Regions from separate parts of the Homo sapiens genome. Here region 2 is linked to region 1. The links are chromatin contacts, found by Hi-C or POLR2A ChIA-PET in ENCODE. All regions are on one chromosome and are shown on one strand. Each heading gives the region's core, a stretch centred on a gene start or an enhancer-like site at or near the end of the contact. The rest is flanking DNA. Distances are from core to core; before and after follow the strand shown. Region 1 overlaps DNAJB5 (DnaJ heat shock protein family (Hsp40) member B5). Region 2 holds the start of SPATA31G1 (SPATA31 subfamily G member 1).

Region 1 (6,034 bases), core at 2,722-5,221:
GTGGAGGGCAGGGAATGGGGCCTGAGGTATTAAGGCTAAGAGGTGGGGGACAGGGCCCATCTACCAGCCTTCATCAGGAAGGGAAAGGGCTTTGGGGTCAGGTGGCAGCTATTCCCCACCAAGAGATTCAGGGTCACAGGTTTTTCCCCACACCTCTGAACTCAGGGCCTAGCCACCCCCAAACTTCCAAATCCCACTTTTGTGATATGTGAAGCTACTCATTTCTTACCCTTGGAGGCTGTGTGGGGAATTTCCAGCCCTTTTATGCCTGTGTGATCCCACCCCACCCCCATAGTTGTATAAAGGTCATAGTGAAGAAGCTGGGGGAAGACTGCTTCAGCCAGATCCTGGGGTGGGGTCTTTAGGTTTTCTCACTTTGACAACCCCCGAATGTTTTTATAGTAGTTTTTTTGTATTTTTTTGTAATGACAGTATTATGTAAAAAATAAAGTATTTTAAAAATATGGCATCTGAGCAGGAGCAACAAACCTGGGATGGGGGTGGCTGAGGAGGGCCACTGTCATCCTCCCTCCCGGGCTCTGGTCACCTTTGAGAAGCCCAAGCAGGCCCTCAGTATAAGCTGAAGCTGACCTCTGCCTTCCTCGAAGCCTCCTGGGATTTCTAAAACTTATACTTCAAACACAGCACAGACAGAAAGTACCACTCAGCTATTAGAAGAAACATCTATTTGGGAAGGAAAAATATCCCTGCTCATGAGAGACAGAGACCATTGTCTTCAGATGTGCTAGCATGAAAACAGATTTTCTCTTCTTGTCTAAATTTTCTCTGAGTCAGACAAATTTTCCTTCTAGGAGAAAATTTTTTTCTAGGAGGGGGTGGAGAACTTTTTTTTTTTTTTTTTTTTTTTGACACGGAGTCTTGCTCTGTCGCCCAGGCTGGAGTGCAGTGATGCGATCTTGGTTCACTGCAGCCTCTGTCTCCTAGGTTCAAGCGACTCTCCTGCCTCAGCCTCCGAGTAGCTGGGATTACCGGCATGCACCACCACACCCGGCTAATTTTTGTATTTTTGGTAGAGACAGGGTTTCACCATGTTGCCCAGGCTGGTCTCAAACTCTTGACCTCAAGTGATCCGCCTGCCTTGGCCTCCCAAAGTGCTGGGATTACAAACATGAGCCACTGCTCCTGGCGAGGCTGAAGGACTTTCTGGCTGACTAGAAGAGCTACCCCCAAGTGTTTGGGCCCGGAGTGAGGAGAGTAGCACTCTTGTGCAGGATATTGATTTCACGGAGGATGGTGAGCGAGAAACCACTATCTGGGGGGGGATATCTGTGGTGACGAGGATTTATTTGACTGTAATGTGCTATGTACGATGAACGACTGAATGTACGATGAAAAGTACTGGTCGATATTCCTGTGGGAAGGTATGTTCTTTGGAAGTATGGAGTTGATGTATTATAATTAAGGTTTTATGGTTCTGGCTTATAAGCATGTTCTATGAACAATAGCTGTGAAAAGTGCTTTCATATGTGCTATGTACAGTTAAACACTTATAGTACTATATAATATTCATGGTGGCTAGCAGTAAAAGACAGAGCCTGGACATTGGAGAGGGTAGCCAGAGGTACCTGGCCTCCTTGGCCCACGCTGGTGAGGCCTGGCTATGGACACAGGCTCCCTGAGAAGCACTGAACACAGCTGCAAATCCTCAAATCTCAGTTATCTAGGGATGTCTGTCCTGGCCTCTGACCTGCCTGTGTCTACAGAGACAACTCTGGCCCTCAGGACCTGAGTGGTGGCTGCATGAGGGGGCACTTGTCCCTTTCCTGCGGTCTGGGTAGAAGGAGCCCTATAGTTGAAGAAATGCCCATCTGCGGGCTCTGCCTAGCCCTGGACATCCTCCTGGGGCTGACTTTGAGCATGAATCCCACATCTTCTCCAGGATCAGGCCCATGACAGTCATGCCCTCCTGAGTGCCAGTGTCCCCAGTACTATCCAGACAGCACTGCCTTTAGCTGGGCCAGGCTTAAGCTGACACTAATTGGCTTTTTTCCCCACAATAAAGACACTGAAAAAAACCTCCTCATCCTTTCACCTGAGGTACTTTTGTACCCCGTTCGAAAGGAGAAAATGTGCAGAAACCAGGGGGTCTTGCTTACAAGGGTATCTGCTAATCCCCTGGCCTGAGCAGGGAGATGCCCGCACCCTACATCCCCTACTCAATGCTCTCCTCCTTTGGGGCTCCTAGGGTAGCCTCTCTCTTGACTTGTGGCTAAATTCTTGTCCAGGATTTTTCCTGAGGCCTGAAGATTTGGGATTCTGGTCTGCTGGGCCAAACTGCTCCCTTTGGCCTCTGTGTAGACACACAAGACCTGGGAAATTATCATGTCCTGCTGAGCACACTCTGGGGATAGGATTTTTTTTTTTTTAGACAGAGTTCACTCTTGTTGCCCAGACTGGAGTGCAATGGCATGATCTCGGCTCATCGCAACCTCCGCCTCCCAGGTTCAAGCGATTCTCTGGCCTCAGCCTCCTAAGTAGCTGGGATTATAGGCGCCCACCATCACACCTGGCTAATTTTTGTATTTTTTAGTAGAGACGGGTTTTCACCATGTTGGCCAGGCTGGTCTTGAACTCCTGACCTCAGGTGACCCTTGGCCTCCCAAAGTGCTGGGATTACAGATGTGAGCCACCGCGCCCAGCCGGGAATAGGATTTTGAGAGCCTAGAAGCAAGGCTATCTGAGGCAAGGGACACTTCAATGAGAAAGTCCTAAGGCTGACTGCAACCTTACCTGCAATTTGAACCTTACCCTTCTTAGAGACTGCATGAGGAATTTCTGCTATTGTGATGCCTGTGTAACCATCCCTAGAGACAGGCATGCATGCACAGAGCTGTAGAAAAGTCAAGATAGTAAAAGAGCTGTGGGAGAGACTAGTTCAATCTGGTCCTGAGGGGTTGGGGTCTTTATCGGGTTTTCTCACATTGATAAGCCCTTGAATGTTTTTATAGTAGGGGTGTGTGTGTATGTGTGTGTGATTTTGTAATGACAGTACTATGACAATCATTTGCTCATCTTGTATGACAGTAATATCCCCTTAAGGCTTGGCCATCCTGGATCTTGGGCAACCAGTATTCTTGGTTGGGGAGTATTCCTTAGTCACCGGAGCTCCTTGACTACTCAGATAGGCATTTATCTCCTGGACATCTTCCTGTTGTGGCTTAGGAACTGAAGTCTCTTTGGACTTCCTACCTCCCTGTCTTCTTCGGCTCTTAAAGAAATACCTAATCTCCCATATCCTTTTCCTAAAGAAAAAACTCCAAGAAGATGCTATGCTCTGTGGTGAGCCCCTTCTGCCTCCAGACAATGCTCCTCCATGGCCAGAGTCTGTTGGGATACAACTCCACTCTCATCTGTTGGGTGTGTCCTGCCTTTGTCTAACTTGAAGTAACTCTGGACTGCCTCTCTTGGCCCTCAAATAGTCCCACTCTGACACGACTTGTCCATGGAGAGGGCAAAAGGAGCTAAAAAGTTTGTTTGCTCTCCTCCTTGAACTCAGGGTCCTCTGGACTTCCTTGCTCACAGTTGAGGAGGCAGGGAAAGGACTTCCAGGGTGGGGGTTGAATTTCTTGTGATCAGCTTATCTCCCGACCTGCCTGTTTGTTTCAAGGAACTAAGCAACCTCAATTTAGCCATCCCTGAAACATGGGTGGCTGAGGGATAAAGGTGGACTTGGGAAAGGAGCCATGATTGGGTCTCTATCACCTTAAGTTTTACAGATTCAGAGACTTTAAAGAGGTAAACTCTATCTCTGCCATGCTCAAAACCATACCACTTAGGCTTCTAGTGCCTGTGTAGCACCTGCATCAAGAAAGGAAAGCTTCCAAGAGGTATTTAGGCAGTGTTCCTGCACTGAGGGTGCCAAATTTCCAGTTTTCAAGTAGCTATAGGACTTCCCAGAAGGGAGCAATATATCACTGTCAGCAAGCTATGAACAACACACATATATAGGCCACCTGCCCAAGTGAACTTTCAGGGTGTTTTCCAGTTGCTTCCAGTCTAGGTTCTCTCTTGAATGCATTTATGTCATTTCCTGACCCATTCCTTGAGTGACTCAACAAGTCATTTTTTTTGGTCTCCTCTGATGAATCAGCCCCCAAAACCCCTACTGAGTAGCTTTCTGAACACCTTGATAGGTTACCTTTGGGACTCTTTCTCAGGCTATGCCTCAGACCCTTCCCTAGGTCATTCTGAAACTTGGCGGGGGGCCCCTCATATGGAAGCTTCTTGGGTGCCCAATCAATTCTTCCTTAGACCCTTGCTGCTTTGACCCATAAGTACCTTGAGGGCTGTAAGAATCTATGATTGTTCCTTAGCTGAGATGTGTCTGTTATTTGCCCTGAGGCTGCATCGGCACCAAAAGCTCTTGGATCCTCTAGGCCAGGACCCACTAGTGCTACATGAGCCTCTTTCAAAAGCAGTGCTCTAGTTGGTTCCAAATATTATTGCTTATAGGAAATTCTCTAGGAAGAATAGAAAATGGCACATAGTCCTGGGAGGCCAGGCTGTACTGAACAAGGTTGGGAGATGGAAGACAAAATTCTTCCTAAGATCTCTGAATTACAGAGTAAAAACTAGAAATTCTCAACAAATGTTGAGCTTCAATTGGGGTGACAGACTATACCTCATTCTGCGTCCTAGGAAAGGATACCCCAGAAGCCTTAATCTGGGGTGAAAAAGAAAGTAATAGGAGCAGGAATGAGGATTGAAGGTGGGCCCAAGGTAGGTGCTGGGATGAAACAGAGTTTGGGGCTGGGGGAGCAGTGGGGAACCTTTAGCCTGTATTTAAACCAGAAAGTGAAAGTGGGCATTAGAGATTCTACTGACTAAAACAAAGAGAGACTCCAGTGCAAAATAATCACCAGAAGTCAGGACAGTAGCCACCAGGGCCTCACTGTGCAGAGGTGAGACTCCAGGAGAGATGGTTCCATCCCCCAAGATTTTGGAATTTGGGAGCTGCTGAGGATGTGCAGCTGCTCTGGTTTGTCTTTGGTGCTCCACAGTGGTTGGGAGCCTATGTTGTCCTGTATGCCAGCAAGTGACTCTAAAATAGTTCCAGAAAAATTTATGTATATACCCCTCCAGCAAAGACTGGTAGACTCATTGGGTGCAATCACTTAATGAAACCTCTGTCTAGTCTTTGGCTAAGCTAGCCAAGCAGACACTTCAGTGGCCACACACAACAAAAAAAAATACACAATTTACACAATTAGTAAAGTCACGACACAAGCAAACAACAATGACAAATAGCAACAACAAAGCTTGGGGTCGGGGTGGGGAGTCTGATTTCCAGAAATGCCACATTATACTTGCCAGGCCTCTGAGCCCAAGCTAAGCCATCATATCCCCTGTGACCTGCATGTACACATCCAGATGGCCGGTTCCTGCCTTAACTGATGACATTCCACCACAAAAGAAATGAAAGTGGCCTGTTCCTGCCTTAACTGATGACATTATCTTGTGAAATTCCTTCTCCTGGCTCATCCTGGCTCAAAAGCTCCCCTACTGAGCACCTTGTGACCGCCCCCCCTGCCCGCCAGAGAACAACCCCCCTTTGACTGTAATTTTCCTTTACCTACCCAAATCTTATAAAACGGCCCCACCCCTATCTCCCTTGGCTGACTCTCTTTTCGGACTCAGCCCGCCTGCACCTAGGTGAAATAAACAGCCTTGTTGCTCACACAAAGCCTGTTTGGTGGTCTCTTCACACAGACGCGCATGAAATTTGGTGCTGTGACTCAGATTGGAGGACCTCCCTTGGGAGATCAATCCCCTGTCCTCCTGCTCTTTGCTCTGTGAAAAAGATCCACCTACGACCTCGGGTCCTCAGACCCACCAGCCCAAGGAACATCTCGCCAATTTTAAATCGGGTAAGCGGCCTCTTCTTACTCTCTTCTCCAACCTCTCTCACTATCCCTCAACCACTTTCTCCTTTCAATCTTGGCGCCACCCTTCAATCTCTCCCTCTCTTACTTTCAATTCCTTTCATTTTCTGGTAGAGACAAAGGAGACACAT
Region 2 (6,158 bases), core at 205-2,704, 40 kb after region 1:
CAGCATACATTATATTATTCTAAGCATATATATTTATTCATTTAATCCTTGTTAGAAATGCTTGTTCCCCAGTGCCGTGAAGAAATAGCACTTGAACATAAATTTAATTTCCTCAGCAAGGCTATTTTTACTTTCTGCAGAAACGGTACACTCACCAGCAGTTTTGCCATGAAGAGTACACCGAACAAAGGAGGCAGGGTCATTTATAGCCTGACGCATCCACCCTACTGCTGTGTCCGGTTTCCATTGGCTGGAACAGGACCTCGCTTTCTGTATTTGTCCTGATTGGCTAACAACTTAGAACTTTTTAAAAAGAGGCAAAGGCAGAGAACAAAGGAAGGAGGAAGTTAACTTGTGGAATGCTGAGAAAGGTAAAAACACCTTCAAATAAGGAAGAGGAACAGGCTATGACCTAATGCTTGCTTGGACCAATATAAGCATGCCAGGGCAAATATTTAGGCTAAATTGTGGAAGCTAAGAACATAAAGTAAATTGATTTATTACGGCTAGCAGATATTTAAGAATGTTAACAGAGGTCTTTGAATAAATTTTGCTTCTAAGAGATGTTACTATTTATTCCTAATAAGATGGAGAGGAAAGTCTTTGAAGAGGAACCTCTACTTTACTTTTTACATCCTCAAAACAACCCTGTGTAGTAAGTAATAATATTATTGTGCTGGGTAGAGTGGCCCATGCCTGTAATCCCAGCTACTCAGAGGCTGAGATGGAAGGCTCTCTTGAGCTCAGGAGGTCAAGACCAGCCGGGGCAATACAATGAGACCTTGCCTCTAAGAATAATATGCCAGGCAAGATGGTTCACGCCTATAATCCCACCACTTTGGGAGGCCAAGGCGGGAGGATCCCTAGAGCTCAGGAGTCGAGACCAGCCTGGGCAATATAGAGAGATCCTGTCTCTACAAAAATAAAAAATATAAAAATTAGCTGGGCACGGTGGCACATGCCTGTGGTCCCAGCTACTCAGGAGGCTGAGGCAGGAGGAGCACTTCAGCCCAGGAGGTTGAGGCTGCAGTGAGTCGTGATCACACCACTGCACTCCAGCCTGGGTGACACAGTGAGATTCTGTCTCAAAATAATAACAATAAATATCTATAAAATAAAGATAATGATATCTTTATTTTATAGATAAGAAAAATGAGGCACTGAAAAAATTAAGTAGTTTGAGTTTTCACAGGTAGGAAAATGACAGAGCTATGATTTGAATAAGGCAGTTCGGTGCTAGAATCCATGTACTTAACCACAATGCCTGAAGCATAATTCTGAACTGGGCAATCAAAAGGGGATCACCCACATTTCACTGTGTGAAGCATGAATTGCCTGATAGAGGAAATTTTTTTTGGTTCTAAATTCAGGGAGAAGGCTGTTAAGCCCAGGCCTCTGTGGGGGATGGGAGTTCTTTGTTCTGTGATGCAATGATGACCTCAGGGTAAACTGCCAGAAGGCTAAGGGAAATGGAATGGCTGCTGGAGGACCTGCTTGGGGCTAAGGGGGATATGGGGCTTCTCTGGGGCCAACTGACCCATGCCCTAGCCTGCAGACACTGCGGCAGCAGCTGCTTCCAGAGTCCAGGAAATCTGGTGACACTATTCTTATTCGTGGTTTGGCAGATTCAGAGATGGTGGCAGCTTGGGAGGTTGCGACAGCTTCATCCCTGGTGCTCTGGGAATATGGTGCAAGGCAAGGTGGGTGACCTGTGACTGTACAGCTGGATGAATGACTGCTGACACCACATGTGAGGTCATTGGTATGAATGTGGGCCCAGGTGAGTGACTATAAGCCCTAGATGTGAGGCTGGGTGAGTAACCACTGACACTAGATTTGAAGCCAGGTGAGTGACCATGGATTCTAGATGTAGAATGAGGGAATACTGATCTCCAAATGAGGACTGGGTAATGACCATTAACACTAGATGAGGAGCTGTGTAGGTGACTGGCCACACACGTGGGATTAGGTGAGTAACTGTCCACTCTGGATATGGAGCAGACTGAGTGCCTCATAGCAAACCTTGTGTATCTGAAAAGGCTTCATGCCTGAGAATATCTTTATCTACTTCCCAGGAACTACCACTTCTGCACCGTGTGGCCTTCCTTGATCACCTGTGTAAGCAGAAATCAGAAGTGGAGGAAGAAGGGGAAGAAGAGGAAGAGGGGGAAGACGAGGCATCTCTGGATCCACTGAAGCCATGTTCTCCTACCAAAGAAGCTCCCACTGGAGAGCAAGCCACTCCAGCCCCACCCCAGCCATCCTGTGGTTCTGAGGGCCTCCTCAAGGCTATAGGGATACCAGAGCAAACAGTCATGCAGCCCGTGAGCCCTTCCAGATCCTTCCCCATCTTCCAGATTCTGACCAGCTTTCCTGTGAGGCACAAGATAGCATCAGGGAACCGCCAGCAGCAGAGAAAAAGCCAGCTCTTCTGGGGTCTCCCCTCTCTGCACAGCGAGTCCTTGGAGGCCATCTTCCTGAGCTCAGGTGGCCCCTCTCCTCTGAAGTGGTCTGTTTGTTCTTCTGTCTTCTTCAACAAGCTTGCCTTCCTACCTAGGTCCAACCTGTTGCTTCCCCAGTATCACTCCTCAGCCCAGTTTTCTACCCATGGGGCCCATACTATGGAAGATCTAGAAGGGATGGCCCCCGATCCTCAGCTGCTTCCACCTCCATCTTCTCCTTCTGTCTCATCACTACTCCTCCATCTGAGGCCCTTCCCTGTGGACCACAAGGGAGTTTTATCTGGCGCTGAGGCACCCACACAGTCCCCTGGAACTAGCCCCCTGGAAGTTCTCCCTGGATATGAGACTCATTTGGAAACCACAGGACACAAAAAGATGCCCCAAGCTTTTGAGCCTCCGATGCCACCCCCCTGCCAATCCCCAGCTTCTCTGTCAGAACCCAGAAAAGTTAGCCCTGAAGGAGGACTTGCTATATCTAAGGACTTCTGGGGAACCGTGGGATACAGAGAGAAACCTCAGGCCTCTGAGTCTTCAATGCCAGTCCCTTGCCCTCCCCTAGACTCCCTGCCAGAACTCCAGAGAGAGAGTTCCCTGGAAGATCCATCCAGATATAAGCCCCAGTGGGAATGCAGAGAAAACTCAGGAAACCTCTGGGCTTTTGAGTCTCCAGTCTTGGACCTCAACCCAGAGCTCTCTGGAACCAGCCCTGAATGTGTCCCACCAGCATCTGAGACACCATGGAAGGGCATGCAAAGTAGAGAAAATATTTGGGTCCCTGCAGACCCAGTTTCACCTCCCAGCCTTCCCTCAGTCCCTCTCCTGGAGTCTCTAGTAATGGGCCCCCAGGGAGTCCTGTCTGAATCCAAAGCTTTGTGGGAGACCATGGGGCAGAAAGAGAACCTCTGGGCATCTGATTCCCCAGACCCTGTTCATAGCACACCTCCAACCACCCTTATGGAACCACACAGAATCAATCCTGGGGAATGCCTCGCTACATCAGAAGCTACATGGAAGGATACTGAGCATTCCAGGAATTCCTCGGCTTCTAGGTCTCCATCTCTGGCCCTCAGCCCACCCCCAGCTCTTGCACCGGAGCTGCTCAGAGTTAGATCCATGGGGGTCCTGTCTGATTCTGAAGCTAGATGTGGGGACATACAAAAGACAAAAAACTCCTGGGCCTCTAAGCACCCAGCTTGTAACTTACCCCAAGACCTGCATGGAGCCAGCCCTCTGGGAGTCTTGTCTGATTCTCAGTCTATTGTAGGGGAAATGGAGCAAAAAGAAAACTGTGTTCCTGTGTTCCCAGGTAGGGGCTCCAGCCCATCCTCAAACTCTGTTTCAAAGTCCCACGTAAGTGAGCCTATCGCAGACCAAAGCAACTATAAGCCTGACGGGGAGGCAGTGGAGCAAAGAAAGAACCACTGGGCCACTGAGCTCCCAGCCCCCAGCTCACTCTCTACTCCTCTACCAGAGCCACACATTGACCTTGAACTTGTGTGGAGAAATGTGCAACAAAGAGAAGTTCCCCAAGGCCCCAGCCCTCTGGCAGTGGATCCCCTACACCCAGTACCCCAGCCTCCCACCCTAGCTGAAGCTGTGAAGATTGAACGCACTCATCCTGGTCTACCCAAGGGAGTAACGTGCCCAGGGGTTAAGGCAGAGGCCCCACTCTCCCAGAGATGGACTGTCCCAGAGTTGCTCACCCATCCTGGGATCCATGCCTGGCAGTGGAGTAGAGAGCTGAAACTCAGGCTGAAGAAACTGCGGCAGAGCCCTGCCTCCAGAGCCCCTGGCCCAAGTCAATCATTTTGCAGCTCCCCTATTCTGAGCTCCACAATTCCAGACTTCTGGGGACTCCCTTCCTGCCCACCACAGCAGATTTATCCCCCCAATCCATGCCCCCACTCTTCAAGTTGTCATCCTCAAGAAGTTCAGCGCACAGTACCTCAGCCTGTCCAGTCCTCCCACTGTCATCACTTCCAATCCTCTTCCCAGCTTCAGCCACAGGAGTCTGGCAGGGCGGAACAAGGGTCTCAGAGAGGGGAGAAAATGAAGGGGAAGATGGTGAGCCAGGTCCCATCCCAAGGGCCATGTGTACACATGGAGGCTGGTGTGGACTATCTATCTCCAGGCCCAGGAGAACCCTCAAACTCTAAGGTTCTGGTCTCAGGCAAGAGAAAGGACAAGGCTTCAGCCTCATCCTCAGCCAAAAAGAGAGAGCACCCTAGGAAACCCAAAGCAGGAGACCATAGAAGAGGGACTGCAAGGTTGGGGTTATCCACAGTCACAGGGAAGAACCACCCTGCCCAGGCCAGAAGCCTAGTAGAGGCCCCTGTAAGCACATTTCCCCAAAGGTCTCAACACAGGGGCCAGAGCTCTCAACACACTGCTCTTCCCCAGCTGCTTCTCCCCAAAGCTTCGGGTCCCCAGGATCAGCCAGAGGCAGGGCGAAGAGCAAGTGACATCCTGACCCCTCGCCACTGTAAGCACTGTCCTTGGGCCCACATGGAGAAGTATCTCTCCTTCCCTACCCTCAAGGCTTCCCTTACCAGGGGTTTGCAAAAGGTGTTAGCCAAATGCCTGGATAACCATCGACCCCTACCCACCAAATCTAGTCAGTAGAGAAAAGGCTGGTAATACTAGCACTTGGTATGCCAAGACCTGAAGCCAAACCAGGGGGAAGGTGGGGATGTGGAGACAAGAAATGGAAATTCTAATAAACTAGCTGAATTAGATAAATCCCATTCATGTCTTCTTTGGAATCTAGGGTACTGAAAATGTCAATTCCCAATTCTGCTACAGCCATAGCCCCTCAGTTTCAAGTCCCAGTAGAGCACTCAGGATTCTGCAGGCTTAACTCTTTTGTGGATCTTCACAGATGATCACATCTGGAGTCCACACATCCCTACTCTATAGGGTGAGGCTACAGGGCCAGGTCAGCATAGCCCAAAGCCGCCCTTGAGAGGGAACGACTTCACAGCATGTGAACAAAAAACTACATCCATTCACACGAGCACAGGTCATCTGAGTCTAGGCAACTGTGCTTTGTCCTGGGTATTGTTCTCTTCTTCATCCACTTGACCTGTAAGTTCTCCACGTATCTTTCTGACCATTTCTTCTCAGCCCTCTGCTCTTTTCTCTCCCTGGGTCAGCTCATCCATCTCCAAGGCCATGAAAACAAGTGTCTTTTAATACGTCTAGTAACCGTCTGGATTTCTATAATCACCGGGTCATATCCTCTACCCATTTTCTAATGCACTATTTGTTGGACATTGTATTAGTCAATGTATTACAGTTTTCTACTGCTGCTGTAACAAATTACCACAAAACAAATTTATTTTGTCAGAAGTCTGACACGGAGCCTGGGTGCAGTGGCTCACATCTGTAATCCCAACACTTTGGGAGGCTGAGATGGGCTGATAGCATGAGCCCAGAAGTTTGAGACCAGCCTGGGCAACATGACAAAACCCTGTCTCTACAAAAAAAAAAAAACAAAAAAACCACAAAAATTAGCTGGGCATGGTGGTGCATGCCTATAGTCCCAGCTACTGGGCAAGGTGAGGTGGGAGGATCACCTGAACCAGAGAGGTCAAGGCTACAGTGAGCCACTGCACCACTACATGCCAGCCTGGGCAAAAGAGACCCTGTCTCCTCCCCGCAAAAAAAGTCTGACACATGTCTCACAGGGCTAAAATC

The links. A loop is a pair of places that touch in the nucleus more often than their neighbours do. ChIA-PET counts read pairs that join two places held with the same protein, here RNA polymerase II (POLR2A). Pooled maps may share reads with other maps.
Region 2: a map of endothelial cell of hepatic sinusoid shows a loop between it and region 1 (8-fold over the local background). The contact joins the promoter of SPATA31G1 here to the enhancer-like site in region 1. A Hi-C loop is called at or near these places in 13 of 168 maps with a recorded cell type or tissue (Caco-2, HL-60/S4, K562 and 9 more), 9 of 37 single-sample maps with no recorded cell type and 14 of 50 pooled maps. POLR2A ChIA-PET finds 5 or more read pairs at or near these places in 13 of 52 experiments (A673, B cell, CD4-positive, alpha-beta T cell and 9 more).

What each region holds. Positions count from the first base shown.
Region 1 is chr9:34,997,965-35,003,998 of GRCh38, forward strand. DNAJB5 (DnaJ heat shock protein family (Hsp40) member B5) reads left to right here. Exons shown (of 5, transcript NM_001349723.3): 5 at 1-464. It also overlaps the pseudogene LOC100420114. Among named protein-coding and RNA genes, the nearest start is that of DNAJB5, 11 kb to the left of the region's middle. RefSeq lists an enhancer at 5,360-5,860. Within about 2 kb of position 3,972, at least 3 of the 41 ENCODE cell types and tissues checked have a DNase peak (open chromatin) inside an H3K27ac peak, as active enhancers do.
Region 2 is chr9:35,040,786-35,046,943 of GRCh38, forward strand. SPATA31G1 (SPATA31 subfamily G member 1) reads left to right here and starts at 1,455. Exons shown (of 2, transcript NM_203299.4): 1 at 1,455-1,700; 2 at 2,076-5,201. The coding sequence starts at 1,470. The coding sequence ends at 5,084.